4 separate regions of the Mus musculus genome follow, and regions 2, 3 and 4 are each linked to region 1. The links are chromatin loops, found by intact Hi-C in ENCODE. Cell type or tissue: left cerebral cortex. All regions are shown on one strand. Region 1 holds the start of Mir7019 (microRNA 7019). Region 2 has its middle 8.3 kb from the start of Mul1. Region 3 has its middle 11 kb from the start of Cda. Region 4 overlaps Ece1 (endothelin converting enzyme 1).

What was found. Hi-C counts contacts between places; a loop is a spot of excess contacts. Peaks named below come from ENCODE experiments on the same cell type or tissue, not always from the same donor. Only the 100,000 strongest peaks of a DNase experiment are listed, where the experiment ranks them.
Region 2: it touches region 1 in a loop (6-fold over the local background); 36 of 42 quality-filtered maps call a loop at or near these places.
Region 3: it touches region 1 in a loop (5-fold over the local background); 20 of 42 quality-filtered maps call a loop at or near these places.
Region 4: it touches region 1 in a loop (3-fold over the local background); 7 of 42 quality-filtered maps call a loop at or near these places.

What each region holds. Positions count from the first base shown.
Region 1 is chr4:138,315,567-138,323,566 of GRCm38, forward strand. It overlaps Pink1 (PTEN induced putative kinase 1), which reads right to left. Exons shown (of 8, transcript NM_026880.2): 2 at 5,172-5,456; 3 at 4,423-4,523; 4 at 2,330-2,512; 5 at 1,739-1,902; 6 at 438-565; 7 at 1-167. Mir7019 (microRNA 7019) reads right to left here and starts at 634; the gene lies at 566-634. In left cerebral cortex, CTCF peaks have their summits at 399 (motif pointing left), 1,013 (motif pointing right), 3,131 (motif pointing left) and 4,148 (motif pointing right); DNase peaks (open chromatin) are centred at 3,113, 4,151 and 7,306; H3K27ac peaks cover 1,079 bases.
Region 2 is chr4:138,422,339-138,430,338 of GRCm38, forward strand. It overlaps the pseudogene Rpl38-ps1. Among named protein-coding and RNA genes, the nearest start is that of Mul1, 8.3 kb to the right of the region's middle. In left cerebral cortex, CTCF peaks have their summits at 4,557 (motif pointing left) and 7,653 (motif pointing left); DNase peaks (open chromatin) are centred at 4,570, 5,095 and 7,633; H3K4me3 peaks cover 505 bases; H3K27ac peaks cover 678 bases.
Region 3 is chr4:138,374,752-138,382,751 of GRCm38, forward strand. No RefSeq gene overlaps it. Among named protein-coding and RNA genes, the nearest start is that of Cda, 11 kb to the left of the region's middle. In left cerebral cortex, CTCF peaks have their summits at 4,575 (motif pointing left) and 7,901 (motif pointing right); DNase peaks (open chromatin) are centred at 2,957, 4,563, 5,726 and 7,909.
Region 4 is chr4:137,963,480-137,971,479 of GRCm38, forward strand. It overlaps Ece1 (endothelin converting enzyme 1), which reads left to right. Exons shown (of 19, transcript NM_001369179.1): 19 at 1-1,749. Among named protein-coding and RNA genes, the nearest start is that of Eif4g3, 26 kb to the right of the region's middle. In left cerebral cortex, CTCF peaks have their summits at 925 (motif pointing right), 3,594 (motif pointing right) and 4,882 (motif pointing right); DNase peaks (open chromatin) are centred at 931 and 4,890.

The sequences.
Region 1 (8,000 bases):
TCAGGCAGCTGAGCTTCCTGGTAGCTGCGGCTCTCGAGGTGGGCACTGCCTTGGCCATAGAAGGGATTGGCAAGCCCAAAGATTTCATAGGCGATGGCCCCCACAGCCCAGGTATCGGCTTTGCTGTAGTCAATTACCGCACTGGGGCCAGAATGGGCTGTGGACACCTGCGGGAAGCAGAAAGAGAGGTCAGGCCCCACTGGGCCCATCTTTTGTGTTCATGCACAGCCTAAGCTGGGATCAAATCTGAACCCTGCATGTAAATGCATCACAGGGAGGCATGAAGCCGGGAGACATCTGCCACAGCCACCCATTGATGCAGACAGACCTCCCGGGGACCTCAGGCCAGCCCAGTGAAAGTGGGGGCAGTCGCTTATTGGGAACGTTTAGGAAATGCCCCCTGCTGGCAGGACACAAACACAGCAGGCAGGACTCACCTCAGGGGCCATCAGGGAGCCATTGCCACCACGCTCTACACTGGAGCTGTTGAAAGGCAGCCGCAGGCCAACATGCTGGTCAGCCAGGCAGCAGCCAAAGTCTGAGATCACTAGCCAGGGACAGCCATCTGCAGAGAGGCGGCCAAGGTGAGCGGTGCAGTCGGCCTGTACTCCTGACAGCCCCTCCCAGATCCCCTCCAGACGCTACCACCAAGGTAAGGATGAACTAGACTAGATACAGCTCAGAGACTTCATCCTTGGCAAAATGGTCCCCAAGGGTCTTTATATTCTAGGAGTCTTACATTTGAGTTTGTAATGCCAATAATCTAACAAATGGACCTTGGGAGAGAAAGGCTCCTGGAGTTCCTAAGAAAGCTTTCTAGTGACACATTTAATTATTTTAAGTTTAATTTTTAAAAAGATTTGTTTTGGGGTTGGGGATTTAGCTCAGTGGTAGAGCGCAAGGCCCTGGGTTCAGTTCCTCAGGTCTGGAAAAAAAAAGATCTGTTTTATTTTTATCTATGTGTGTTGGTGCCCGGAGAGGCCAGAAGAGGGCGCCAGATCTTCTGGAGCTGGAGTTAGAGGCAGCTGTGCGTTTCCACCTGGGTGCTGGGAACCAAACTCAGGCCATCCAGAAGAGAGGAGCACTTAAGCACGGAGCCATCTCTCCAGCCCGGCAATCCTCTAGAACATCCCAGGCAGGGCTTCTCATTGCATGCTCACTGCATGTTGCCAGTGATGGAGAAGCCAGGGGTTTGTGTGGGCAGCTTTCACTGAGCCACAATCTGGCTACCTCTCCTACCTCTCACTGGTTCAAAAACTACAGGACAGATGGTATTGTTCTGCAAGGGGGCCACAGAGAAGACCCCAGGAACTGTAAGAGGGCTGTTGCCTATCTTACCCATGAGATGGAGGGGAGTCCTCTCTTGAAGTAGAGCTAAAGAAGGCAGTACAGAATATTCAGAGGGCTGGGGAGATTGCTCAGTGGTTAGAGTAGTGAGGACCTACTTGGATCCCCACCACCCATGTCAAAGCTATAACCTCAGCACTAGGGTGATGGAGAGAGATCCCAGGGCCTTGGTGGGCAGCTAGCCTTACTGAAACAGTGAGCGCCAGGCTCAGTGAATGACCCTTTCTAAAAACATAAGGGAGAGAGAAGGAGACAGGGGCCAGGCCCCAACCTTTGGCCTCGACATGTGCATGTCACATGTACACACACACACTGCCCTCAGGGTCTCTAATGCCCCTTCTTGGAGCACTCTGGGTGTGTCCAGAGCACTGTGGCTCTGGCCAGCAGCTACCTGAGTCCCACTCCACAAGGATGTTGTCGGACTTGAGATCCCGATGGGCAATGCCCTGCTGAACCAGATGGTCCACGCCCTCCAGCAACTGCAAGGTCATCATGGTAGCCAGGCGAGAACTGGGAGTCTGCTCCTCAAGGTACTGGCGCAGGGTACAGGGGTAGCTGGCAGGAGGGGACAGAATGTCTGGGGATCACAATTTCCATGGCCTCCTTCCGTGCTAGGACTGGGCCTTTCCCCTTCTGGAGTTTCTCCTATCTTTATTCCCAGGCATCCTTTCAGATCTCATCCACCCTGACCCCAAATCTCAGAAGCCATGCCAGTGTCACTCCCCAACTCCTCAGCGCCGTCTCTGAAGTTAGCTGGCACTGAAAGAGGACGCCATAGAGGGAGGAGCTACCAAGGTGCCAAGCGCACATTCTGGAAGATGAGATGATCTATCATTCATTCTAACCCAGCTCTCTCCTACACGGCTCTCATTTCTGCGTGCTTTGTTCTTCCCTGTGCTCCAAGCACAGACCAGCTCCCATGGGACAGGAGAGGCTGCTGCACGATCCTTACCCCCGCCCCCACACAAGCACCACCACTTACTTCTTCATAACGAGGAACAGTGTGCGACCGTGGCCCAGGCCTTCTGGGTAGTAGTGTGGGGGCAGCATATCAGGATAGTCAGCCAGGGCCCCCGGCAGGAGGGGCACAGATGAGGTGAAGGCGCGGAAAACCCGGATGATGTTAGGGTGTGGGGCAAGCTGCTTGGGACCATCTCTGGATCTTCTGTTCAGGCAAATGGAACAGCAGATGGGGCCAGCATCAGAGACAAGTGCTGGGCAGACGAGCTAAGGCCACCACCTCAGGCACCCATTCAGGCAGAGTTGCCATATCCACTGCAGGTCTGCTCTCTTCCAGCTATTGCACCCCAACAGGGGTGACTTCTCCCATTCTAGCCCACCCTTTGGCCCATCTATCCATCTCACATGGTGGAACACAGTGGCTCAGAGACCCTGGCGACTGCCACACTCAGTCCTTGGGCAATGCTACTCATTCCCTCTGAGCTCAGGGCAGAGTGGGAAATACAGACTCAGCGATGCTCTGTACAAGGCGGTTGATACGCACAGAGCACTACAGTCGTGCTCAGCAGCACAGGGACTCAGCAAGGCTGATGCTCTGTTAGCATTTACTATGGTCACACAGAGAGCCAAGCATTAGCTACAATGCTGGAACTATGTATAGAGCAGAGTCGCCGCTTTGAGATCCAACACGAGAGTAATTCTTTTAGCTCTCTGAGGACAGGGACCCAGCCCAAGTCATCTCCCCCTTCACAGGGACTAGCATCCTCTTTCCCAAATGAGTCCCCAACACTGATGCAGTTCGCTGTAGTGCTGCCACCTGGTGGCCCTTGTTCACCCCTGCAGGATGCCCCACAGCCAGGGCCCCACAAAGCACTGTGGACAGGGTGGCTCTGCCTCTCTGCCAAAGCTGACTGGACCAAAAGTGGGCATTAGGAACCAAGGTCAGGGTGCTCATGGGTTCATCTGAGATCCTGATGGCTGCTGGGAAAAGGAACAGGCAGGTAGGTCACTTCTCTTAGGGGACACAGGGAAGGCGACTGGAAGCAAAGGCTTGCAGGACCAGAAGAGCCACAGAGAGGAGCACCAGTGCTAAGGGTGCAGAGGAGAGTGGAGGAGTCCCCAGTGATGAGCCAAGTTTGGGAGGATAACTGCCCTGTCCTGGGGCCTAGTTCATGTGTGTTCTTGTACTGCCCCTCTGTGTCACAGGAGTGGGTCCTTGCACTATGTAGCACTGTCCTTGCCCTGGGTGAATGGTGACACGGAGTGTCAGGACCTCAGCAGGAGGCTGGCAGCACCCTGGCAGGTGTCATAGTAGCTTCAAGGCAGTGTGGGGAGATGGGAGATTTGGTCCAAGTTAGGTCTGTCTGCAGTGTGCAGAGACTGCAGCCTGAGCAATGCAGAAAGTCAGAGCTCTGGCTTCTGAGGAAGACGGGGTGAGCTTTCGGGAGTGGGGAGGGTACAGACAGGCAAGGGCGAGACCTGAGGTGGGAGAGGCAGCAAGGAGCAGAGTCCGAGGTTTCCGGACAGAGGCCAAGTGGGCATGCATGAGCCATGAGTCGTCTGGGGGGGGGGGTGTCTCTGGAGACCCAGCAGAATTTCAGCTAGTACCCTTGGCACAGGCACCAGAGGTAGAATACAGAACCAATTGTCAACCAGAGAAACCTGGAAAAATCGAATAGACACATAGGACCGAAGCCAGGCAGCTAAGAAAGTCATAGAAATAAGTAGAAGGGTTAGGGCTACGGGAGTTTGCACTTCAGGCTCTCAGCCACTGTCAATAGTGTTCCCGCCCGTGGAGACAGTACATGTGAACCACTAGGTGGCGCCTCAGTCACAAAGGCTTACCACTAGGTGGCGCTACACCCACACACTGCTTTGCCAGAATTAGGACAATGCCTAGCCTTCTGAACTGGGCCTCTTTGGCTGGTGTTTACTCCTGCACCCATGGGAATCAGCCACCAGCATCATTATTAGCCGGTGTGACACAAGTTTAACTTATCCACAAATCAAAAATTCTTACAGGACATCACGCGATAACTGTGCAGCGTAGTAGTGCTGGGGAGACGTTTATTCTCAAAGAGCACGTGATTGCTCGGTGGGCAAAGGAGTGCTCACCTGTAAGTAACTGCTCCATACTCTCCAGCCAAAGCCACGCGGCTTGCCGGGACCAGCTCCTGGCTCATTTTGCTTAAGATGGCTTCGCTGGAGGAACCTGCCTGAAACACAGCCACAGGGCACGTGTGATTAAACAGACCTGTGGGATCTGAACCAAGACGATGGCAACCTAGATCTGGCTTTGACCATCGAGGTGAGATAAACACCTCTAACGTGGCAAGCCCAAACCATCTACTCCCCGAAACCGGCGGAAGGTACCACTTAGAGAACGCTTGCTATACCTCGAACTCTTGGTAGTTAAGTGGCCCTGGGAATGAACAGAGGCCAAGATTTCAGAGCCCTTGATGCTTGCCACCAGGGATGTCTTCTGTCACCACCAGCTCAAAACTGACCACAGAGAGGGGACAGACAGCTTTGGATCATGCTGGGGTATAGAGAAGACCATGGCTCCTCCCTGGCCAGAGAAGCCAGTCATGGAAGGAGGAGTGAACGGTTTTATGGCTGACCTCAGATGAACTAAGCGTCAGCTCAGAAACCGGTGGTTTAGGCAGTTGCTGCTCAGAGTAGTTCACAGAACAGAAGCCTGGGCGGCACCATCAGAACTTGCGAAAAAATCAGACGCTCACATAAGACAGGAGAAGCCTAACCCCATAGGCTTTCTTGTGGAAAGCCTGTGAAAGTCTCCCCCAGTCCCCAAAGACAATCTCTTTGAGACGTGCCTGCTCAGAAGGAGGACAGTCCATCCTTACCGAGATATTCCACATCATCTTGATGGCAAAGGGAAAGGTGGGAGTCCCTGGAGCCTGCTCCCCGTCTGCTCCCTTCAGGACGACATCCGGGCCCTTTCCTATAAGGCCAAGGTGTTTGGCCTTTTCCAGGTGCTGGGGCAGCGTGGGCATGGTGGCTTCATACACAGCGGCATTGCAACCCTTGCCAATGGCTTGCCCTATCAGATAATCCTCCAGACGGAAGCCCTGCCAGCATCGAGTGTCCAGTGGGTCAGACACGCGCTTGGTTTTCTGTGTAAAAATTGCCTGTGAGGGAAAAGAATGTAGTTATCTGGAGGTGGAGGGCGGGGAATGGGGGGGAGGGGAGGGGCCACCTACATAGCAAACACAAGAGTGGGGAGGCACATTGATACAGGGTTCTCATGCAGCCTGCTTCTGCTTCATTGCCTAAGACAGTCTTTCTCACCTTTCTCTCTCTCTCTCTCTCTCTCTCTCTCTCTCTCTCTCTCTCTCTCTCTCTCTCTTTGAGGGAGGGTAAGTTGTTTGAGACAGGGTTTCTCAGTCTAGCCCTGGCTGTCCTGGAACTCACTCTGTAAACCAGGCTAGCCTTGAACTTAGAAATCCACCTGCCTCTACCTCCCAAGTGCTGGGATTAAAGGAGTGTGCCACCATGCCTGGCCTGAGACCTTGTCTTTAACAACTAAACAAAACAAGACAAGTAACTTGTATGGGCACTTTTTTCTTGCCATTATTCTATGAACAGTCACATGGCATTTGTTCCAGTCTGTGTAATGCCACGTTGGGCACTGTGAGTGATATACTAACAACTGACAGCTCACAGGAATATGGACGGGTCCATACAGTACTGTCATCTTATTAACCTGGTTCCTATGTATTTGGCTATCTGACTGAACAGGACCTAGAACCCATCCCCTGTGGTCACTAGGGGACAGCTGTGGCTTGCCCTGGAGCTATGCCAGGCTGGGCTGTGCACGCCTACACTTGTTGGTTTCTGGGGTCCTCGAGCCCTACCTACGCTAGGCAAGTACTGTCACTGAGCTATGCCCCTGCCCTGCATATCTGGGCTTGCTCTGCAGTTCCCTCTTCCTGAGTCCCTTCCCGATCTCTCCCCCAGGCCCCCATCTGCGTTCTTGCTGTGCCTGGCAAAACCCTATTGACTCAAGCCCAGACTGGGTCACCCTTCCTCCAGGACCAGCCCTGGGGACCAGCCTGTCACACACGCCTTCTGTGGTTCCTAAGGCACTGGGTCCCTAGAAGCTACTATATTTTAAACCAAAGCTTCTAACTGTTTAATACAATGGAAATGGGTGTGCCCTTGCCCATAGCTTTACAAACCCAAATCCCGAGGGGTGGGAGAGATATTTGCAGAGTGATCCCCATCAACCAGGGTTTTGAGCACAAGATACCATACTGCGGTAGCACATTCCACACTGCATCACTGCATGGTCCACACTTAACTGCAACCACACTTGCATGTGTATATGCACATGTGTGTGGGCATGTGTGTATCCATGTGTATGCATGCGTGCACACCTGTGCATCAGTGTGCAGCCTCCTACAATCTCACTTCATGTGGTCTCATGTGATGACCACCCAGTCAAGACACAGGGCTGCTCCGTAGCCACAGCTCCTTGGTTCCTCCAACCTCTGTACCACCACAGTGCCATCCTCAGATGACCCATATTAAGAGTTAGACATGGAATCGTGCAGCGTGCAGCTTTCTAAGCCCCAGTTTCTACATTTAGCCTGCTGCCCAAGGTACATTCAGGTCCCAATCTGCATGTCTAGCTGGTTGCTTGCTAACTGCGGAGGGAGACTTCATCATGGACATACAAACCATGGCTTATGTTACTGTCTCTTCACTCACGGGTGGATGTTTTTGTTCCGGGGTATTATGAACAATGTTGCTACCATCATCAATATACTACACTAAATAGATTTATATTTAAATTGTAATTTTTCTTTTCTTTTGAGACAGAGTCTCCCTACATCTATATCTGGCTTGCTCTGTAGACCAGGCTCTCCTCAGACTCTGTGATCTGCCTGCCTCTGCCTCCCACAAGTGTTCAGACTAGAGATATGGTCCAACATGCCTAGCACATATTGTCAAATATGTCTGACATACATTTGAATACTTCTGCAGTGTTAGGAACGATCATGTTGCTAAGCAACCACTATCATCATTCCAGCTCTGCAAAACTATAAGGCTCTGTGCCTACTATAGAACGATATTCCATTCTTCCCCTCTCTGTCCGGGCATGCAGAGAAGCCTGGCTCTTAGAACTAGAGCCGTACACTGTCTTTAAGATTCATCCATGTGTAGCAGGTGCCAGAATTCCTTTTCAAAGGCTAGATAATACCCTCTATTGTATCTACTCCGTTTATCCATTCATGCACTGAAGGACATGGGTGGGGTGGGGTGGGGTGGGTCACTTCACCCCCTGGCTATAGTCAGTAAGTAGCCTTGAGCTTCAGTGCAGAAAGGTCTGTATACGATTTCCATTATGCCAAATATTCATACAGAAGTGGAATTACCAGGGAGAATGAGTCTATTGTTAATCTTCAGAGGTTAGGGTTACTGTTTTCCATAGAAACTGCAGCACACAGGGTTTTGTGTGACTGTTTCTGTTTCCCCCCAGTAGATGCTGACAACTTCAACGACAGGCTGGTGTGGTAAACACCTATTTAATTTTGTATTATGTTCCATTGGCAACACCACCAGGAGTGAGTGCTCTGTTTCCCCACCTCATGGTGTCGGCTATTGTTCTTACAATAGGTTAGCTATTCTGGGAAGTGTGAATGGATAGCTCATCTATTTTCCATGCACAC
Region 2 (8,000 bases), 110 kb after region 1:
CAGCTTGTAGGTTGTGTCCAGTACCGAGGGAAATCAGGACAGGAGTTCAAGGCAGGGTCCAGAAGGCAGGAACTGAAGTAGAAGCCATAGAGGAATGCTGCATATTATGCATACTGGCTGCTTTGTTTCCTTGTTTGTTCTGCTTTTTTTTTTTTTTTTTTTTTTTTGAGACAGGGTTTCTCTGTGTAGCCCTGCTGTCCTGGAAGTCACTCTGTAGACCAGGCTGGTCCCAAACTCACAGAGGTCCACCTGCCTCTTCCTCCCAAGTGCTGGCATTAAAGGCGTGCGACATCACTATCTGGCACGCAGCTGAGGCTTACATGCCCTGGAGTGGCTACACCACTGCAGTGAGCTGGATCCTCTACATCAATTATTAATTAGCAAAGTGCATCATGGGTATGACCTCAGTCCGATCTGATGGAGCAGTCTCCCAGCTGAGGTCCCCTCTTTACACATAAAGCAAGCTGATAACCAAGATTCGCCATCATAACTAGTTATTTCATTTTAATTATGTACACATGTGTGAACACGTGTGCACATTAGTACAGCCCTCAAGCTGGAGTTTAAGGCCTGATATAAGTGCTGGGAGCAGGATTCAGGTCTTTTAAAAGAGCAGTAAGCTCTTTAACCTCTGAGCCGTCTGTCTCCATTTACCTTTACCGAGTTGGGTCAAGTATAACAGTGGGATGAGAGTCTTAGGGAGCCGACTTAAGGAGGTGTTTATGTGAATGGGGCAGTGGGCGGCTGCTTAGACTTTCATCCTTGGCTTTTCACTGGTCTCCCCTTAGCCTTGACCTTGAGTTTCCATGACTTTGTACAGAATGGATTCTTGGCTAACATAAACTCTCTCTCTATTTGTAATCTCAGGCTGAAAACATCCTCTAAGCTCATCTATTGGCCAAGAGCCTAAATCGTCTGAGCATTTGTTAATCCTGAGAGTAAAGACCACTGTGGTGGTTTGAATACGCTTGGCCCAAGGAGTGGCACTATTAGGAGGTGTGCCTTGCTAGAGGAAGTGTGTCACTGTGGGGGTGGGCTTTAAGACCCTTGTCCTGGCTGCATGGAAGCCATTCTTCTCTTAGCTGTCTTTGGAACTAGAGGCAGAACTCTCAGCTCCTCCAGCACCACATCTGCCTATACAGTCTTGCTTCCTGCCTTGATGATAATGGACTGAACCTCTGAACCTGTAAGCCAGCCCCAATTAAATGTTGTCCTTTAAGAAGAGTTGCCTTGGTCATGGTGTCTGTTCACAGCAGTAAAACCCTAACTAAGACACCCACCAGTGCAACATGTTAAATTAAGCAAGCTTTGTTTTTTTGTCACACAGGGCTATCTCTCTAAAGCAGGACTTGAGAGAATACCATTGCATATAGGAAAAAGTAGGGTTTATATGGTTCAAAAACAGCAAGAGTAGGGGGTTCCCAAAGATTTTTGGTTATATAGGAACTTGCAGAACATCTCATCAGGGCAGAGGTTAGGGTATAGTGTTGGGGTAAGATTTTTGTACACAGTGTGATGGTGTGCCTCTGTTCTTCCGCACCTGCCTAAGGCATTCTCTGATTGGCTTTCATAAAGAGCTGACAGTCTATAGCTACACAGGAAGTTGAAGGCAGGACGTCTGGGCATAGATAGGGACTCTGGGAGAGAAGTCTCCAGCCAGATGTGGAGGAGTCAGGCATACCAGGATGGAATGAGAGGTAAGAGGCCTCGTGATGAGTGTGAATTACAATAAATGTGTTAAATAAGTTACAGGAGCTAGTTGGGAAATCGCCTAAGCTAAGGCCTAAACTTTCATAAATAAATATAAGTCTCTGTGTCATTATTTGGGACCTGGCGGGTCAGAGACAGTGGTATAGAACATGCCAAATTCTAGAAAATGGGTCAAGACATAGTCAGACAGGAATGAATTCATTTTGACCTTGTTTTTCTTTTATGAACATTGGTGTTTTGCTTACGCTTGTGTCTGTGTAAGGCTGTTGGATTCCTGGAACTGGAGCTACAGACAGTTGTGAGCTGACATGTGGGTGCTGGGAATTGAACTCAGGTCCTCTGGAAGAACATCCAGTGCTTTTAACTGCCGAGCCATCTCTCCAGCTCATTAATTTGACCTTGTACTCAGATAGCTTCTCACCTTAAGATGGAGTCAGGCTTGTCCATCAAGGTTTCAGTTGAATAGACAGTTGTGTCCTGTCTGCAAGTTTGTTTTGTCTGAGCTTAGATATGTAGTGGAGAAGGTGGGACTTTCCCCTTCCTCTAGCTGGGAGACGTGGGGCTCATAATATTGAAATGGCTATCCATCTTAAGGAAGCCACGGAAGGAGGCAGCTACCTCCATTTTCATTTGACAGATAAGAGACTGAGGCTTTGATACCACAGGCACAGGCAGGGTGGATCTCACCTGCGGTGACACCTGAGGAAGACACCCAGAGGCCTCAGGTGTCACTAAGATGAGAAAGTAAGTGGTGGAGAGATGGAAGAGAAAGAAAAACCAAAGGATGTGTGCACAATGAAGAAAAGTAGAACTGGAGATTTGACAGTAGTGAGGAACTGATGTGAGAAGCCTGGAATGCCACCTGAGGCTGTGGTGAGATCCAGGCCTGGGGCTGCCATTAAAGGCCATGTGTGGGTCCATGGCCTTGCAGCAGTGAGGGCCTGTCTTGATGTCGTCCGTGGCCCATGTTACTATCAAAGCCTATGCAGACATCTCTGGTCTGCACTGCTGCCTACGGCCTTGCTGACATCTGAGGGCTCTGCAGGTTGGCACCTGGGCAGCATGGGAAAGCTGGCTCCGAGGGCATAAGAGCAGGCGAGTTGGCCTTGCACTGTACCAGCGGTTGCATTTGGGAAAGCAGGCCCTGCACCTCGCCTGGGCAAATATCAGAGAGGAGTCCCAGTGAGGAGCCAGTAGCAGAAGCCAAAGGCCTCAAACTAGACCAATGATTCACTGCAATGAACATTTGCAAAAAAAGCTGTTTGGGCAAAAGGGTGTACTGTGTGACACATGGTGACACACGGCAGCTCCCAAAGTGAGTTATTTTTGTAGCTGTTGTTTTGTTTTGTTTGTGTTCTTTTGAGGCCAGGTTGCAAGGGCAGAGGGCAAATATGGAGGGATGGGGAGGTGAGTGGGGTTGGGGTGCAGGATGTGAAATTCACAAAGAATCAATAAAAACTTAGAGAGAGACAGACAGACAGACAGACAGACAGACTGACTGACTGACTGACTGAGGCTTAGCTGAGTATAGTGTAGCAGCCCCGTGATCCTAGAGCTTGGAAGATGAGGTGAGAGGACAAGAAATTCAAGGTCATCCTGACCTGAAGTGTGAGTTCAAAACCCATCTAGGGCTACAAGAGATCTTCTTTCACTAACCAGCCAAACTAAAGAAAGCCACGCTTTCCCTGTTTCTCTTCGGTTCTCGTCGCTGTGCGGACGCCAGAGCCGAGCCCGCGTCGCCATGCCTTGTAAAATTGAGGAGATCAAGGACTTTCTGCTGACAGCCCGGCGGAAGGATGCCAAGTCTGTCAAGATCAAGAAAAACAAGGATAATGTGAAGTTCAAGGTTCGCTGCAGCAGGTACCTTTACACCCTGGTTATCACAGACAAGGAAAAGGCAGAGAAGTTGAAGCAGTCCCTACCCCCGGGTTTGGCAGTGAAGGATCTGAAATGAACCAGCCCTCTGCGTGTGACTATTAAAAACCCTGAAAAGTCAAAAAAAAAAAAAAAAAAAAAAAAAAAAGAAAGCCACACCACCACCACTGCCACCACCGCCACCGCCACCTGTTAGGTTCAGGTAGATGACAGGCCTGGCCAGAGATGGCATGGCTGACCTAGCTCTCAGGCACCTGACTCCCACGCCTGACTTGAGTGAGCCACCCTTCCTTACCAACAGGTTGTAGATGTCTTCCTGTTGGCTACATGGCTCCTGTGGTTCCCGGGCGAGGGTAGGGGTAAAGGTCTTTTAAAGATACTGCCACAGAGCCTGCTGGTGAGCAGTGAGCTTGAGCCTTTCCTGGGCTCTCGAGGGACCATAATTCAGTCAGTGCCTTCCTGAAATTTCCCTTGTCCGGGCTGAGGTTGTGGCCCAGTTGATAGAGTGCTCACCATCTTGCAATAGGCTGGCGTTTGATTCCCCAGCATTATGGAAACCGGGAAGCGGCCCTGATGATGCACATCTCTGATCCCAGCACTTGAGAAGGGGAGGCAGGAGTCGCAGGAGACTGAAGTCATGTTCGGTGAAGTCATCATGGCACATCCTTGGCTTCGTAGTGATGAGGTTGAAGCAAGCTTAGGACACATGGGACCCTGCCTCAAACCGAACCGAACCAAACCGAACCAAACCGAACCGAACCAAACCAAACCAAACCAAACCAAACCAAACCAAACCAAACCAAACCAAACCAAACCAAACCAAACCAAACCAACCAACCTACCACGCAACCAACCAATACAAAACCAAAGTCTTTTTTTCCTTTCCTTCCTCACTTCCCTAGAGCCTGTCTCCCTCATGGGCACCAATCTTCTGTATCCCATGCTCCTGGTGCCCCCACGTGGCTGAAACTATCAACTGCAACAACCATTGGCCATTCCCCGTGACGTAAAATGACTGAAAGGCTTTTAGAGGGTGAGTTTATGCAAACAAATCATTTGCATTTTCCCTAGTGACGGACTGACCCGAGCCTCGATTTGAATCCAGGAATTTTGTCTTCGACACCAGCTCTCCAGATGGGCTGTGGTGATAAACATTTGAATACAAGCGATATGGTTCACAGATGGAAATGACTCAGTTGCCGGGTTGTTTCGGAGGCCAACGATATTAACTGAGTGGGATGTAGCTCAGTTGGCAGAGTGTCTGCCTCACAGGTGTGAAACCCTGGGTTAGCTCCCCGGCACCGCATAAACTGGACACAGTCCCTCACACCATGAGGTAGAGGCAAGGGGAATCGGGGGCTCAGGGCGATTCTCCACTGCACAGTAATTTCCGAGTGAATCTAGAACACATGAGACTCTGTCTCAGAAAGATACATAACACTACATTCTACTGAAGCATGTACGGTGGATAAGCCCTAAGTGATGTCTCCTGGCTGAGCCTTGGTGCCTGTATTTGTGAGCTGGGGATTAACATAGCCCTCGTTGCTTTGCTGGGGTGATGATGATAGCACGCACTGCTTCATGGGAAACCATGCCAGATCCAGCTGCCAAAGCTAACCACACCCTAAACTTGCACAACCTTTGAGAAAACATAGAGGAAATGTGTGTGAGTTGCCTATTGGTTTTGAGACAAGGTCTTACTATGTAGCCCTGGCTGGTCAGGAACTCCCGGTGTTAACTGGGCTGACCTCAACTCACCGGACGTCCACCTGCCTCTGCCTCTCCAGTGCTAGGATTAAAGACACACATCACCACATCCAGCTTGCTTCAGTGTGAGATGGTCTTGCTTTGTAATCCAGGACTGACCTCCCATCTCCCAAGCCTTGTCCTTACCTCCCTACTCTGGGACTCCAGAGTCTGTTTTCATGCCTGGCCATTTTTGTGATTTTAATGTAGACAAAAGTGTGTGTGTGTGTACTCTGTGTGTGTTTGTTGCATGTGAATGTATATGTGTTGTGTGTGTGTGTTGCATGTGTTAGCACTTTGTCTAGGCTCCACCCCACAGTTACCTGGCAACAGCCAGGTGTACCTGACTCACTACAAAAGGGGCTGCCTGTCCCTTTCCTCTCTTGCTCTTGCCTTTTTGCTCTTGCTCTGTCCTCTGGTCCCTTCCAATCTCCTCATTGCCCACCCCCATGTGCTCATGGCCAGCATCTACTCCTCCTCCCTCTCCCTCTCCCTCTCCCTCTCCCTCTCCCTCTCCCTCTCCCTCTCCCTCTCCCTCTCCCTCTCTCCCTTTCTCTGTCTCTCCTACCCTCTCAACTCCCCTTCCCTTGCCCTGAATAAACTCTATTCTACACTATACCATGGTGTGGCTGGTCCCTCAGGGGGAAGGGATGCCTCAGCAGGGGCCCAAAGAGGCGTCCCTCCCCCCACATGACTACACCTCCACCAGACATATTCCTTCTTTCTTTATTTTTATACAACACAACAGTATGTGTGTGTGTTGCATGTAATGTGAAAGTGTAAGAGTGTGTGTGCACTATATGTATGTGGTGTGTGTGTATGGTATGTCTGTATGTGGTGTGTGTTGCATGTATGTGTGTTTGTGTGTGTGCTATACATGTGCTGTATGTGTGTGGTATGTCTGTGTATGTGTGTAGTGTATATGTGGTGTGTGTGTGTATGTGGTGTATGTGTGTGGTATGTGTGTGTTGCATATAGTGTAAGAGAGTGTGTGCTGTATGTGTGTGTATGTGTGTAGTGTAGTATATGTGGTGTATGTGTGTGTGTGTGTGTGTGTGTGTGTGTGTGTGTGTGTGTGTGTGTGTGTGCGGTGTATGTGTGTATGTATGGTATATGCAGGTGACTGTGTGAGCATACACACCTGTGAGCTTCCACATGGAGGCCAAAGCAGGACACTGAGTGCCTTCTACTCCCTGCCTTACTGCTTTGAGACAAGGCCTCTCACTCTCCCCAGAAGTTTACTAGCCAGAGAGATCCCAGGGTTCCCCACTCTTCACCTGGCTTTTTATGTAGCTGCTGGGGATTTGAACTCAGGTCCTTGTGTTTGCAGAGCAAACACCTTTGTCTCCCAGACCACTCCTTTAACCCACAGGCAATGATTTTGTAGATGAGCCAATAAAAGCAGGACCCCTAAAGGGAAACCGGTTCTGCTGGACTTTATAAATCCTCGCAACTTCTGTTCTCCAAAGGAGAAGTCAAGCTGGAGACAGGAGGAAATGTCAGCAAGTCAAATATGTGATCTCATCAAGGGCTGCTATCAAGAATATATGAAGAACTCTTGGTAACCAGAAACCAGGGTTGGGGGTATGGCTCAGTGGTAGGGTGCTTGCTTAGCATGCACAAGGCCCTGGGTTCAATTCCCAGCACCACAAACAAATCAAAAGTAACAACAACGACGACGATACAGACAAAAGAAGCCAGGAATGGTGACATGAGCCTATAGCTCCAGTTACTCAGTGGGCAGGAAGATCACTAGAGGAGGAGTTGGTGGGTAGTGTGGGTAACATCCACCATACAAAACAAACAAGACAAACATAAGGGAAAGATTTCAACGGATGCTTCACCTGGTGGTAATTAGTGTTTAAGAAGGATGCTGATGTGGGCTCTAGGTGTTCCTCCGTGGATGTCTCTTCTTTTAGGAAGCCCCAAAGCCTGAGTCCTGTGAGCTCTATGGCAGTGCTGTCATTGGTAGGCCGTGTACCAACTCTGCAGCTTGTAAGTAGTGACTGCTTCCTTTCGGGGCTTGCACTGCAATGACCCTGCCCTGGAATCTTCTCGCTGTTTGCTTTGCTTTCACTTAATTGTTCCTCCACACATTTCCATCAAAGCTGAGCTCTGATCCCATGGTTAACTGACCCTAGCTGCCCATAGCATGTTAGTTTACTGCTCCTTTAAGCTTTTGTTCTTTTTTATTCTTTAGGAAAGAAATCTATGTGGGAGCTGGAGCCATGGCTCATCTCTTAAGAGCACTTACTGCTCATGTTAGGTCCACCACTATGTGGAACTCCAGTTCCAGGGTACCCGATGCCCTCTTCTGGCCTCCACAGGCATTGCACACAAATGGTGTAGCTAACATACAGGGATCCATAAAAAATAAATCCGTTTCATAGCACATTCCATTTTATGAACTCTGAGTTTTTTTTAATTGATTGTTAAAAGAAAAATGTCACTCTTGTGCCCTCTGAACCCCCTCTCTGTACTGGGAGAGAATACTGGGAGGGATACGTGCTCATTAAAACTATGCTTTGGACATGGTGGTGTGAGGTGGCTCAGTGGGTGAAGCTCCTGATATCTAAGCCTGCTGGTCTGAGTTCTATCCCAGAACCCACTAGGAGGAGAGAACTGACTCCCATGACCTCCACACATGCACCAGGGCATGCCGATGCCCC
Region 3 (8,000 bases), 59 kb after region 1:
GTAGACAAATACTACTGAAGGCTGTAAACTAAAACAGAAAAAAGGAAACAGCAGATTTTTAATGGGACATACAGTAATTTATGGGAAATCAGCCAGAGATGTTAGGAAAGTACATAGCGCAGTGTGCAGGAAGCCCTTGGTCAACTTCCTTAGTCAGTTTCCACAGAAATGAATGGGATGTGACTGACATGTCCATCAGAACAGCACAGAGAAAGAAACCGGGTAAATGTCCCATCACTGGGAGCCTGGCACTAAGGAGGCAGAGGCAAGCAGATCTCTGTGAGTTCAAGACCAGCCTGATCTACATAGTGAGCCAAGTCCAGGCCAGCCTGGGGTACATGTGAGACTCTGTCTAAATATAACAATAAAACAAGGGCTAGCTGGAGTGCTGGAGAGATGGCTCAGCAGTTAAGAGCACTGAATGCTCTTTCAGAGGTCCTGAGTTCAATTCCCAGCAACCCCATGGTGCCTCACAACCATCTGTAGTGAGATCCAATGCCCTCTGCTGGTGCGCCTAAAAACAGCTACAGTGTACTCATCTTTTAAAAAAATGTAGGAATAGAGCCAATCGGTGTAGTGCAAGTTTGCAATACTAGCAGGTGAGAGGCTGAGGTAAATTGACTACATGGTGAGAACTTCGGGGGGTGGGGTGGTTTATTGGGCTATTAGAAGTTTCTATTCCTCCTGAGTCAGCTCAGTTAACCAGTTGAAGGGGACTTTTTTTTGTTCCTGGTACTTGGAAGTTCAAGACTGGCCTGGTCTACACAGTGACTTTAAGGCCAGCTATGGCTACACAGTGAGACCTTATTTAATACATGCACAACGCAAACAAACACACAAATGCACACACACGCGCGCGCACACACACACACACACACACACACAGGAGAGAGTCATATTTGTGCCTAACTGATCCGTCAGGTTCTGGGAAAGGTTTGCTAAACTCTGACTACAGCTTTTTGGTTTTGTGTGTGTGTGTGTGTGTGTGTGTGTGTGTGTGTGTGTGTGTGTGTGTGTGTGTGTGTGTGTGTTTCGAGACAGGGTTTCTCTGTATAGCTCTGGCTGTCCTGGAACTCACTCTGTAGACCAGGCTGGCCTGGAACTCAGAAATCCACCTGCCTCTGCCTCCCCAGTGCTGGGATTAAAGGCGTGCGCCGCTGCCGCCACTCCTGGCCCTGACTACAGCTTTAATTCATACATATTTTAATGTTGCTTTACATCTTTTGCTGCTATAAGGGGCATTATTTAGTGATTATTATATCTTATTAATTTTTTTCTTTTAAAAATATGTATTTCTCTATTTGTTATCCTAAAAAAAGAAAAAGAAAGGAAGGAAGGAGGAAAGAAAGAAAGAAAGAAAGAAAGAAAGAAAGAAAGAAAGAAAGAAAGAAAGAAAGAAAGAAAGAAAGAAAGAGAAAGAAAGAAAGAAAGAAAGAAAGAAAGAAAGAAAGAAAGAAAGAAAGAGATGGTTCGTTGAAACCAGGAGCTTGCTGATCGAATAATCTGAGTTTGATTCTCAGGACCCATGTGGTAGAAGGAGAAAATTAATTCTCATAATTTGTCCTTTTATCTTCACATGCACACCATGCTATGTGCTCATCCCCTCCAAGTAAATAAATAAATGTAACAAAAATTTAAAGTATTAAAATTGCTACTCCTGCCTCCCTCAATGTTGATGTTAATAGTGTAAAACTGTCTTTATTTAGGGCTCATCAGCCTTCATAACGCCCTACCCCTTTGGTTGTCTTGTGAAACCTAGGGAAACATCTTGAAAATGCTGAAATGTATTGAAATAATTACTAGAATAATTAAAATATTTGTGATATCAGTGTATATAATTTGTTTTAAACAGGGTCTCATTATATATTCTGGCTGGCCTGGAAGAAACTATGTAGACAAGCTGGCCCTGAACTTACAGAGATCCATTTACCTCTGCCTCTGAAGTGCTGGGCTGAAAGGCTTATACCACCATACCCCAGCGAGTATGCATACATTCTAATTAATGCACCAAATAGCACAATCCAGAAATAGGCTTATTAGTTATTGTGACCTTGAAGGAGCAGTCAAAGTAAAAAATATTTATCAGTCAATAAGTTAATACCTGTAATAAAGTGATATGGAAACAGAATTTATATTGGGGTCAAAGTCACTGGAGCTGATAATTATCCTCATTTATTGCTCGCATTTATAAAATGGTAAGGTTAAATGTTTATTAGCAGCTCGTGAAATTTTCTTTCCAAATTCATAGATTCCGTAGGCCCCAAGATAACAAAGCTTGTTCTTATTTTTAGACTTTTGGTCCTTTTAAAGCAGATTCTGCTCCAAGTGGCATTATCACTGCCTAAAAATAAAAACAACCCACCCAGCACTGGGGAGGAGGAGGCCGGCAGATCTCTGAGCTCTGAGTTCTAGGCCCGCCTCATGTACAAAGTGAGTTCTAGGCCTGACAGGGTTATGCAATGAGAGCTTGTTTCAAAACAAACAAGGCAGATAGGGAGAGATGCTTCCGTGTTTAGGAGCATCAGCTGCTCTCACAGAGGAGCAAGGTTCGATTCCCTGCACCCACATGGAGTTCACAACCATCTCTAACTCCAGTTCCATGTGATCAAACTTTTCTGGCTTATATAGGCAGTAGGTATGAATAAGGTGCACAGTCACATGCAGGCAAATCCTGATACACACAAAAGAATCTGTCATATCATATTATATTGTACATGCTAGACAAATGTTCTACCATTCTTTCGTTGTCATGTCTGAGCCAGGGTCTCACTAAATTGATCAGGCTACCCTTGAACTCAGTCTGTAGTCCAGGCAGACGTCAAACTCACAATCCTCCTGCCTCAGCCTCCTGAGTATCTGGATTCCAGGCTTGTGCCTGGCAGCCTACTTCTGGTAGCATTAACTTTTCTGCAGTATTTTGAGAGCTTGTCTTGAAGCTATTATAACCAAAGCGAGTGGAGCAGAAGTAAATCCTGGGGTGGAATCCCAGTAAACCCTGGAACGGATGCTGTAGATCCAGGATACTATAAACTCTGGAGTAGAGCTGCCGGAAACCTCAGAGTGGAACTGCCCGAAACCCCAGAGTGAAGAACTCCCCTCTAAGGGCTGCTTGATTGTAATAAACAGTTATTCCCTTCAATCAAGCACACAGATTTGAGAAGAACAAACACGGGGCCACAAGGGAAGAAAGAAACACCAGCTTAGCAAGCCAGAGGAGTTGAACCTACCTTGTGGTGGTTTGAATATGCTTGACCCAGGGCCTGGCACTATTAGGAGGTGTGGCCACTATGGGGGTGGGCTTTGAGACCCTCCTTAGCCATGTGGGAGTCAGTCTTCTGTTTGCCTTTGGAACAAGGTGTAGAACTCTCAGCTCCTCCAGCACCATGGCTGCCTGGATGCTGCCATGCTTCCACCTTGACAATACTGGACTGAACCTCTGAACCTGTAAGTCAGCCCCAATTTAATGCTGTTCTTAGAAGAGTTGCCTTGATCATGGTGTCTCCCTAAGACACACCTGGTGACCTATGAGATGGAGGATGTTGTGGCTAGATTACCCTTGTATCCAGTTATTGCTACACTTTGTATTTATTCTCTGATATATGATTTATTCTAAGTGTTAGTATTGGTTTGACTTACCTTTGAGAAAGCTCCAAATAAATGGTTTGGATATTGGTTTTTGTTTGGTTGTTTGGTTGTTTGGTTGTTTGGTTGGTTGGTTGGTTTTTCGCGACAGGGTTTCTCTGTGTAACCCTGGCTATCCTGGAACTCACTTCATAGACCGGGCTAGCCTTGATCTCAGAAATCCGCCTGCCTCTGCCTCCCAAGTGCTGGGATTAAAGGTGTGTGCCACCACAGATCAGCTATTTTGTTTGTTTGTTTATATATTTAGTTATTTATTATAAGGTCTTCTGTGTAACTCAGGCTTGCCTCAAACCTGCAACAATCCTCCTGCCTCTGCCTCTAGTGTCCAAGGATTAAAGGTCACTTTATGCCCAGGTTGGTTCATATCAAATGCAATCTTATTTCTCTTTCCATCTCGTCCAGCATTGTCTTCAGGGACTCGGGTCCCACATTTTTGTGCCTTCCATTTTCAAATTTGTCTTAGAGTTGGTGAGATGGCTCAGGGGGTAAAGGCACTTAGTATCAAGTTTAATGTCCTGAGTTCCAGCCCTGGAACCCACATGGGTGAACGAGAGCAGCCTTCCTCAACAGACTGTCCTTTAACTTCCCAAATGTGCACCATGGCACATCATCCTTAAGATGGCTACCGAAGTGTTAGTCTTCACAGACCCTTTCTGAGGAGCAGGGAGGAAACGTGGGGGAATGAAAGGAAGGATGGACCCTCGTTCATGTTTTATTGTCCAGAATCTAATAAGCTTTCATCTAATAGCAAGGAAGGTTGTCTTTGAGCTGAGTATGCAGATGGCCTGAATAAAATGGCGGCTCTCTTCCTGAGGTGACCTGCAGTTATTGTCTAACCTTAGTCTTCCCACCATAGCTAAGCGCCCATCTGCCAAGAACAGTGACTCAGCCTTCATGGTAGCAGGTCCTGAGAGGGCCAGACTGCCATCTGGTGGCCTGCTGGCCACACTGGAAACTGTCATTTGTGGAAGTTGCCCAGATTAATCGCCTGTGGGAGCAGACATTTATCCTGGCTCTGCCAGGGATCCCAGGGAGATTAACAAATATCCCGCATCATGGTGGTCCAGACAGCATCACCTCTGAATGGAAGCTCCTTCCCCCACTTTTCTAGCAAAAACAAAAATGTGAGCGTGTGATGTGCTGGTCATACCGCTGCATATTCTCACCAGAGTCCCCTGTTTTATGCGTTAGTGACATGAGCTACTGAGGCTTTGTTCGTGCCAGCGCTAAGAGACAAACAAATGTATCCGGAATGAAGAATTTGGCGTATGCTGCAGCCAGAACCCAGTGCAGTGAGATATTGCTTTTCCATAATTCATCGCTCAGGGAACACAGAGCTTTGTTCTCCAGGATGATGGCCTTCATTGTCAATTTCCCACAACCTAGACTCCCTGGAGAAGTGAGTCCGTGGCACATAGTCTAGCTCAGGTTGTCCTGTGGGCATGCACATGAGGAATTTCTTCTTAACTGGGGTAGTGGAGATGGGGAGACCCATCCATCAGTGGACTGCATATTCTGTGTTTGGGGGCTTGGACTGGACAGGCACAGAGAAGAGATGAGGAGCAAGCATTCACGCCTTTATGTCTCCACTCTTGACTGACGTGACCAGCTGCTTCGGTTCCTGCTGCCGAGACTTTCCCACAGTGATGGACTGTAACTGGGAATAGCGAGCTGAATAGCCCCTGTCTCTGCTGACTTGCTTCTTGGCCTGGTATTTTATCACAGGGACAGAGATGGGAATGGGGCACTCCCCTTCTCAAGACCATGGCCTCTGCTTCTTTAGAGGTCCTAGTAGACTAAATAAATAAATAAATAAATAAACCCTACATTTCCATCAGAGTACCCCCAAAGAGCCACTGGTCTGGAAGTTGAGACTCAGACCTGGCAATTGCGTATTCCTTATGCTTGGTTGAGCAGAGGGAGGGGGTGGGGGATAGCTCCGGGATGAGTTCTAGGTTGGCATAGCAACCAACTCTTCCAGATGAAAACACAGAAAAACCTGCCTCTGGACACTCTGAAACTCCCCGAGTGCCATCACCTTCCTTGGCTACTTGTAAAAATTAATAGGGGGTGACATCCCCTCAGCATGGCTGGCTCATGCCTGCCTCGGCTCCCTCCTGAGTCGAGTGCAGATGATCGATCCAGGATGGCAAACCTCAGATTGTGCAGGTGGCGTGCTGAAGGCCAAGGCCACGGAGGGGGAGTGGAGGGAAGGTTGTTTGCTGCAAGGCAAGCACTGCCAACGCTTCCTGACTTGTCACGCTCAGATTTCTTCTTGCTAGTGCTAACCTTGGTTACAGTCTCTCTTCTCTCTCTCTCTCTCTCTCTCTCTCTCTCTCTCTCTCTCTCTCTCTCTCTCTCTCTCTCTCTCTCTCTCTCTCTCTGATGAGGAGGTGTTTCCTGGCTGTCCTGGAACTCACTATGTAAGCCATAGTGGCTTCTAACTCACATATCTGCCTGCCTCTGCTTCCCAAGGGCTAGGATTAAAGGTGTGCACCACAGATGAATGCGGTTCTCATTAGATTGACGCGCAGTTACCTTGGCTCTGGCGACACCACTTTGTGATGCTTTCATGGAGATCTAGGAAGAAATAGTGGGGTGGAAATGGAGGTTGTGATGAGTGGGCTGCAAGCAGATACCAGACAATCCTGCTCAGTCCCGTCATGCTCCATCCCGTCCTCCCCACCCTCCTACACCCCCACTCCCGCCATCATGGCTCCTTGTGTTCTAGACACTCAAGGGCTGGAGAAGGCCCTTCCAGGTACCCAGGTAACTAGGACTTCTGCCTCAATGTGGCTTCTGTTCAGAAGAGCAGATGATTCAGAAAGGGACTTGAGCGTCAGTCAGGGAGAGGTGCACTGTGGCAGATGTGATCTGGTTCCTCTGTGGCAGCTACAGAGAGATGTCCCCTGGTGCCAGGTCGGTCCTGGCTTCTCAGTGCTGGGAAGGACCGTGGTGAATTCATGTCCTGGCAGCTGTTCAGAGCAGGGAGGTTCTGGAGTTGGTGGCAGTGGTGGCAGCTCTCCTGGCTGGCTGGTTCTGCAGTGGAATCTAGAGGTGTTCCTGGTAACTCAGCATCAGCCCACCTCTTAGCTTTTGCCTCTTAGCTTTTCCCATGCGTCTACAGCCAACCTCATTACAGTGATGCACGGGAGCCTCTGCACCTGCTGGGTGGACGGGGGTCTGCATCAGGGCTCTGAGCTGGGTGGAGAGGGGTCTGCATCAGGGCTCTGAGCTGGGTGGAGAGGGGTCTGCATCAGGGCTCTGAGCTGGGTGGAGAGGGGTCTGCATCAGGGCTCTGAGCTGGGTAGACGGGGGTCTGTGGCAGGGACCTGTTCTTTAGCTTCGCTTCACTCTCATCTTGTCTTTTTCTACTTTTTTTTTAATTAAATGGACATCTTTTCTTTAAATTACTTAAAAATTGATCATTTTTCTGGGCCAGTAAGATGGCTTGGCAGGCACACGCATTTGTCTCAAAAAAATCTGGTATCCTGAGCTTCGATCCCTAGAACCTCTGTGGAGTTGGAACGAGGGAACCAACTCCATAAAGCTAGTAGGCAGCCTCTTGCAGGCAGCCTCCTCCCCTGGTTCCAGGGCTTGGGTAGTAAGACTGGCTTGCTCTACTACTGTCAGAGATTCCCCAGCACCAGGAATTCATGTAGATCAAGAATTGTACATAGACACAAATTATAAATAGTATATATATATTCACATATATATGTGTATTATGTTATAGATTATATTATAATATGGGATATATAATATATAATATTATGTGTACATATTCGTATATATTACATATGATTAAAAACACACAAACACAAACAATGAAAGCTATTTCTTTGTATTCTTCTAACATTACCCATAATTATTATATTTCACATTTATGATAGTTTCTCTAGCTATTTCTATTCTCTCTCTCTCTCTCTTTATTATTGAGATGTGTTCTCATGTAAGACCGGATGGACTCGAGCTTCTTATCTAGTTGAAGTTGGCCTGGAAAAATTTTAAAAAGATTTTATTTATTAACTTATTTTTATTTTGAGTTAGTACCTCACTATGCCTACCTAAGCTGCCTGGAACTCACTATGTAATCAAGGCTGGCTTCAAACTTACAGAGATCTGCCTGTCTCTGCCTCCTGAAGGCTAGAATGAAAGGTATGGACCACCGTGCGTGACTTGGTTTTTTTTAATCTTACGCATATGAAGAATGTTTTGCCTGCATGTCTGTGCATCATTTGTGTGTAGTGCCCTTGGAGGCCAGAAGAGGGCATCAGAGGCCCCGGAACTGTAGTAATGGGTGGGTGCAGGGGACCAGGTTGCTGCTTGGAATTGACCCTGGGTCCTCTGGAAGAGCA
Region 4 (8,000 bases), 350 kb before region 1:
AGCGAGCACTACTTTAGCCCATTGCTGGTGTAATTACTTCTATAGTCACCGGTGCAGTCAGGAGATGTAGGGGCCCAGGCAGAGGGGGTGAGCAGCTGAAGGGCCTGGTTATGGGCGTGACCTTCTCAGCTTACCTGTCCTGTCGCTGGAGTCCAACCATGGGAAGCCCAACAAGGATGGGTTGATACCCAAGTGATAGTTGAGGCAGCACAAAGGCAGAGTAATGACCTTCATATCACGTGGCACCCGAACACTCTAGACTAGAACATAGGAGCCTGTTGGAGCTGAGAACCCACACCCCACCAGATGCACCCTGTTGTCCAAAGATGTCTTTTTTTTTTTTTTTTTTTTGGTCCCACCTCTTCTGGCCCTGAGACCCGTTGCCTCTCTGTAGCAATTCTGACATCCTGAAGTGGTCAGCTTCACTGATCCTCTGTGCAGAGGGAAAGGGGAAAAAAAACTCAGCCCAGTTCTCCCTCCAAGCTCTGTAGCCTGTAGTTGCCCTGGCCTGGCTCCTGGGACCCCCTTCTCTAGTGCCTTACCCCAGGCTGCAGACCCTGAGCCCCACTAGGAGGCAGCATTTGGCTTGCTTTCCCAGTGGAGCCCCCAAGTGTCCTGACTAGAAGCCAACACCATAGCCCCATTCCCAGAAGCCCCAGGGTACCACCCCAACCTGCCTACAGGACAGCCATTCCAGATAGACGTCCAGTGTCAGGAGCTGCTGACCTCTCAGGCTTTCAGCCACCCGTGGCACGCACATTGAATCAATTCAGTCCTTGTAGATAGAGGGATTCCCCTCACCCCCTCCCCCTCTCTGTTTTTTTGGAGGTGGATGCTGTAGCCAGAGCAGGCCAAGACTGGAATGTTCCCAGCCCCATTGGGCTCCAGGGAATGGCAGAAAGTCATCCACCCACAGCATCACGTAGTAGATATGTGGGCTCCCACTAGGTGGCGCTCACCGCAGTTCTCATGACTCCTGCAGGGAGCAAGCTCTTGTGATATGTGTGGGAGAAGCCTAGTAGTGCCCATTACAGCCCCTGGCAGGCCATGCTCCCACACCACACAGCACGGCGTGCGCTCACACACACACACACACACACACACACACACACACACACACACACACACACACACACACACACCTGGAAGCCGGAGTCCTCCTTGACCAAGACGCAGAGACAATATGGTCTCGGCCCCGCTTGCTAGGATGGGAACTACAAGCAGGCACCTGGCAAGGTTCTTGGTCCCTGTAAACACATTCGAGGTCTCGGCTCTTCGGGGGAAAGGTAACATAAGAAGGCAGGAAGGTGCTGGAGCCGTGCCCTGCCACACAAAGGGGGACCTTCTGGGTCTGGATCATCTGCCCTTTCTATCCCGTCGCCTTGCCTCTCCATAGAGTGGCAGTCCTGGATACTGGTATCTAGAAGCGGGGTCCTGAACTGGGTTCAGCCATATGGACATTGCTCAGGGTGTGCAGGGAGCCAAGGCAGGAAGACGCAGACTGGTTAGGGATGGATGGGCACAAAAGCAGAACCCCAAGCCCCGCCCCTCCAGAGATTTGAGAAGGGCGGTAGCGGGAAGGGCATCTGCCCTCAGAAAGACCCCTTCTCTCAAGCCCGGAGTTTCCCTGCAGGCACAAGGACATGGGGTTTGGAGCTGGGGACTCTTATTTTTTTGTATTATTGTGTTTTGTGCTACTGTAGTTTTGGTGTGGCACTATTATAATTAAAATAAAGTACTTATACCAAGAGCAGTGTGTCTGTGTGTCTGTCCTTGGAGGATGTGTGTCCTGGATCATGGGAGGGACCCTGGACAGCACAAAGCTACCAATTCTTTCAGAAGTCTAAGACCCTGAGGAGTAACAGGTTATTGCTGCCTGTGCCACCCCCCACCCCCAGCCATTCCTTCCAGGAGGTGCTTTGTACGTACTCCTTGCTGGTGAGAACAGTGTCCTCCTCCCCCCACGCACACACATGCAAATACCCACGAGCACACATGCACCCTCACATATGCACACGCGCGCACACGCACACACACACACACACACACACTGAGAAAATCGGGTTTCCATTGTCTTAGAGCAAAGGACTTTCCAGTCCCAGATGCTTGATTAGAGTTTCCAAAAACAAAACAAAACAAAAACAAAAAACAAAGCCTGGTGTGGATTGTTATTTGTATTTCCTGCGCCCTCAAGAGGGGTGTCCCAATGAGGAGGAGATCACTCGGGTGATGTCAGGTGAAATCTTAATTGGTCAAAGAAGGCTAGAGCCTGTGTCTGGGCAATGGAAGGAAAAGGCACAGCTGAAAGTTTTAGAGAAGGGAGAGAAGGAGGAGGAGAAGGGAGAGGAGGAGGAGGAGAAGGGAGAGGAGGAGGAGGAGAAGGGAGAGGAGGAGGAGGAGAAGGGAGAGAAGAGAGGGAGGATGAAGGGAGAAGATGGAGGAAGAAGAGGGTGAAGGTGGAGCAGACCCAACGTGGTCTGGAGGAGCCACAAGTAGCTAGGGATTTCATAGATGGATAATAGAGCAGTGTAGGGTATTTTTGCCCAATCTAGGTATGCAGCTTGTATTTATATTAACTGAGTTGTGTATTCTTTGCACAGGTATTTTGGGGCTGGAGATTTATCATTATAAATCTGGCTGGTATAATCTAAGTCTCTAGTGTTTTCATTTCCTGGGCCTAAGGGGAGCTGAGTGAGCGGTAGCTGGCATTCTCAGGGTACCCACCTCCTCTGGCTATCTTCTACACAGTCTCCATTTACAGTGTTCTCCCTGGGCATCTATCTCTGCCTCATAAACTCCTACCCATCCTTCAAGGTCCCACACAGCATCACCTTCTCTAGGAAGCCCTTCCTCGCCTCCTAGTCCACAAAGATGTCTCTTTCTGACTAGGGTGTGTCTGTTTGCTAGTGCTGTGACAGACACCACAAACTCAAACTCGATGCCTAACATGACCGAAATCTGTTATCTCATTGTTCTCAAGGTTCAAAGGCCAAGATCCAAGTGTTGACAGGGTTGGCTCTTCCTCTGGCTGTCGTGGGAGGGAGGGTGTTAGTGCTCCAGGCCTCTCTCCTGGCTCCGTGACGTCACACCCATGCACACACAGGATGGACTTCTGTGTATACTCCATGCACACACACTAGCTACTGCCCACCCCTTCCCCAAGAAGGGACATCTCCTGTCAGTTTCCTGCTGTACCCCCAGGCCCTGGCCTGCAGACGACGGTACTCCTAACAGACCCTCTTCCTAGCAACCAAGAGTACTGACAGTTCTCATCGCCCTGAGTCCCCACTGCTCTTCTCTTCCCTCCTTTTCATAAACAGTCCATCTGTGCCAAGTCAGTAATGCCCCTCTCCCGATGCAAAACCTGAGCCTCCTGCCTGGCTGTTCAGGGTTTTCCCTTGCAGCTGAGGACTGTGGAGAGAACAGAGCTGCGTCAAGAACAACTGGAAAAATGTAAGTGATCTGAAATCCTTAACTGTGTGAGCCAAAGAGCTAGGCAGAGGCATTCCGTGGGAAGGAGAAGGTCTTTTGTTTGTTTGTTTTTAAAGATTTATTTATTATATGTAAGTACACTGTAGCTGTCTTCAGACACCAGAAGAGGGCATCGGACCCCATTGCAGATGGTTGTGAGCCACCATGTGGTTGCTGGGAATTGAACTCAGGACCTCTGGAAGAACAGTCAGTGCTCTTAACCACGGAGCCATCTCTCCAGCCCGGGAAGGAGAAGTTAAGGAAGTCTTTAAATGCCTCACAGACCTCACTTCAGAAATGGCCCAAGGACAAATAACTTCAGAAGACAACTGTGCTTCAGTGAAGATGAGAATCCGTGCAGAGACATGTTCTACCCATGCACAGAAAGGTCCGTGCTATAAATGCTTGTAATTCCACTGTACTCACAACCCAGATCCCAACATCACTGTCTGTGGATGGGTGTGGTGCAGGGCATCTCCTCCCTGTCGTGCATTACAGCCACCAAGATACATTGTTACAGCCACAATGGTTACACTGTTACAGCCACCATGGTTACATTGTTACAGCCACCATGGTTACATTGTTATCTTAAGCAGAATGCATTAAGCTGATTGCTGTTAATGAGAAGATGCACAGCAGTACCCAAGACTATTTTCATTTTTGTTTTGTTTTGTTCTGTGTCTTTAAGACGGAATTTCATGTAGCCCAGGCTGGTCTTGAACTTTCGGTGTAGCCGAGGATAACCCTAAACTTCTGATCCTCCTGCCTCCACCTCCCAAGAGTGGAGATTACAGGTGTGCACCACCACATCGAGTTTATGGTGTGCAGGGGATGGAACCTAGGACCCTCATGCTGAAATGTGTGTCCCCTGTCCCTCCCAGGTGAGCATGTCATGTGATGCCTAAGACAGGTAACTATGTCACACCTGAGACAGTGGTACCAAGTAAGGAAGTGCAGTTTGATCATGTGATGAATGTGTATCTGGGAGAGAAGCTACACATGGTACACACATGCACGCAGGCACTCACATGGAGTCATAAATTAAAACAAAATAAATCTTAAAAACAAACAAAATAAAGACCAAACATGGTGGTATAGGCCTTTAAGGAGGTGTTAGGCGTTTTGTTTAGAGGCAAGGTCTCATATAGCCATGGCTGCCTGGAACTTTATTATATAGACCAGGCTGACCTCAAGCCCCAGAGATCCATCTGCCTCTGTCCCGGAGCCAGAGACTAATAGGGCACAACCCATAGCTGACCTAGTACGGAAGCATGACACACCTGGGGTATCAAGGAGCCCATGCCTAGGCTCCCATCATTTCCATGTATTTGCCCAGAACCTGGGTACATCCCTGGTTCTACAAAGGGCGTGGGCTGGCTCAAGCAGTTTCACATGGCAGTGTTACGTTACGACCACTAGGTGGCACCAGAACACAAGGGACTCAGCCCTGGATCCACATCCTGTCGCTTGATCTCCTGAGGCCAAAGAGCCCAGAGTTCTTCAGGTGAGAGAGCTGCTGGGGCTGACAAGACCCACCCCCTAGTCCTTAGACATTAGAAGGCAAACAGACCGTTAAGAAATCCTGAACTGGCCGGGTGTGGTGGCGCTCGCCTTTAATCCCAGCACTTGGGAGGCAGAGGCAGGTGGATTTCTGAGTTTGAGGCCAGCCTGCTCTACAAAGTGAGTTCCAGGATAGCCAGAGCTACACAGAGAAACCCTGTCTCAAATAGATAGATAGATAGATAGATAGATAGATAGATAGATAGATAGATAGATAGATAGATAGATAGATAGATAGATAGATAGATAGATAGATTAAAACAAAAAGCAAAAAAAAAAAAAAAACGGTTAAGAGCACTGACAGCTTTTCCAAAGGTCCTGAGTTCAAACCCCAGCAACCACATGGTGGCTCACAACCATCTGCCATGAGATCTGATGCCCTCTTCTGGTGTGTCTGAAGACAGCTACAGTGTACTTACATATAATAAATAAATAAATCTTTTTAAAAAAATAAGAGCACATGTTCTTCCTCCTCAGGCTCCTGGGCTCTCTCTATGTAGTCCAGGCTGCCCTGGAACTCACTATATAGCCCAGACTGCCCTCAATTTTGTGGTGACCTTTCTGTTTCTACCTTTCCAGTGCTCAGATGGCAGGCAACACCATAATGGCTTTTTACTTATTTTTTTTTTATTTTGTTTCGTTTTTTGAGTCAGGGTCTCATATATCCCAAGCTAGCCTTGAACTTAATATGTAACCAAGAATGGTCTTGAATTTCTGATTCTCCTGACTCCACCTACTGAGTAGTAGACATATATATGTGTGTGTATATATATATGTATATATAGATATACATATATTGTACATATAAATATATGTATAACATAATAAACAATATATTAAATGTTTAAATATTTATATTCATTTAAAATGAATTCATTTAAAATGTTTATGTATTATACCACCTTGATTTTATCTATTTTCTTGGTTGTCTGTTTCTTAGGGTTACTATTGCTGTGATGTAACACTTTGACCAAAGCGACTGGGGAGGCAAGGGCTTTTTTGGTTTATGCTTTCACATCACTGCTCATCAATGAAGGAAGTCAGGACTGGCACTGAAGCAGGGAGGAGCCTGGAGGCAGGAGCTGATGCAGAGGCCGTGGAAGGATGCTGCTCACTGGCTTGCTCTGCATGGCTTGTGCAGCCTGTTTTCTTTTCTTTTTTTGGGGGGGGGTGTTTTTTGTTTGTTTGCTTGTTTTTTTCAAGACAGGGTTTCTCTGTGTAGCCCTGGTTGATCTGGAACTCACTTTGTAGACTAGGCTGGCCTGGAACTCAGAGATCCACCTGCCTCTGCCTCCCGAGGGCTGGGATTAAAGGCAGGTGCCAGACACCACTTATAGCCCCCATTTTAAAAATAGAACCTCTTGCCAGGCAGTGGTGGTGCCCACCTTTAGTCCCAGCCCTTGGGAGGCAGAGTCAGGTGGATTTCTGAGTTTGGGTCCAGCCTGGTCTACAGAGTGAGTTCCAGGACAGACAGGGCTATACAGAAAATCACACACACACACACACACACACACAGCTCATTATGTGTCCCTTGATTTCCCTATTTAGCATAAGCAGGCCTTGAACTCACAATCCTCCTGCCTCAGGTCCCTACCCAATTAGTGCTGGGATTACAGATGTTTCCACACCTAGCAATTTCCTCCTCCTCACAAGCTTCAGCTCTTTCATCAGAAAACAAAAAACAAAAACAAAAACAAAAACAAAACCCCACCACCAGCAAAAAGCAGGTTAGATGTGACTAGACACCAGCAGGAACTCTTTCTAGCCCGGACTGGCAGGATGCCTCTCTCTCTCTCTCTCTCTCTCTCTCTCTCTCTCTCTCTCTGTTTCTGTCTCTCTTTGAGACAAGGTTTCTCTGTGCAGCCCTGATTGTCCTGGAATTCGATCTGTAGACCAGGCTGGCCTCGAACTCAGAAATCCGCCTGCCTCTGCCTCCCTAGTGCCAGGATTAAAGGCTTGCCCCACGACGACACAGGGCTTTCTTTTTCTTCTTTATCCATCATTTATTCATTCTTTCAACAGTGATGTATCGCTTTATTCCAGGTGCAGGAAACAAGCCAGACATACAGCAAAGCAGGTGTCAGTCCCAGGGAGGCGAGCCTGTTTATTCAAAAGCCACCTTCTTCTTTCCCTCCAGTCATCAATCCTTGCAGGTTATTTCACATTTAGAATAGGGGGAACTTATGCCAAGAGTTTATTTCTGTGCATCTCTGGGTGGCTATGTACACACACACACACACACACACACACACACAGACAGACACACATTTATATATAACATTGGCAGCGGCGTTGTCATGGGAACCAGCTTTTGGTATCTCTGGGCATGTGAGTGGGGGAGCTTTTATGGAGCACCCCCTGCATGCACTTTTGTGTGACGTGAAATCCTGCCGGGAGAGTGCCCTCCCACCCCCCCACCCCGAGAGCTTTTGACAGCCCCTTTGATCTGCGCTGTGTATTTTCCTCATTGACCTTGTCAGACGTGAGTGAATGGGGGCTGAGTGTGGAGCTCAGTGGCTGGCGGACAAGATCCTCTGGGACATTTGCCAATCCAGTGGCACGACACTTGGGCTTTCCCTCCTTTGAAGTGCTGCGGGTTGGAGGAAGATGGGACTGAAAAGACACAAGACAGCCAAGGGTTGTATTCTCAGAAATAATAGCCACACTGGCCACTTTGAATGTGGCGTGCAGTGGCGGCTTGGGGAAGGGGGTGAGTGCTAGCCAGAGGTGAGGAGGGAAACTGCTATTCCCGAGCGCTGGCAGTAGGTCTGGTCCCAGAGTGAAGCCTGTCAGTACTGTGAGATGGATATTGTTGTTCTCAATGGGGACCTGGGATGTGAAGAAGAGGGGCCAGATAGGTAGGCAGGGACAAAGCTGAGATTTGAACCCATGTCCTGAGCTCTGGCTCTGCACATTGTTCTCTCTTTATTGTTGTTGCAACTGGACACCATAGACTGGGCTATTTATTA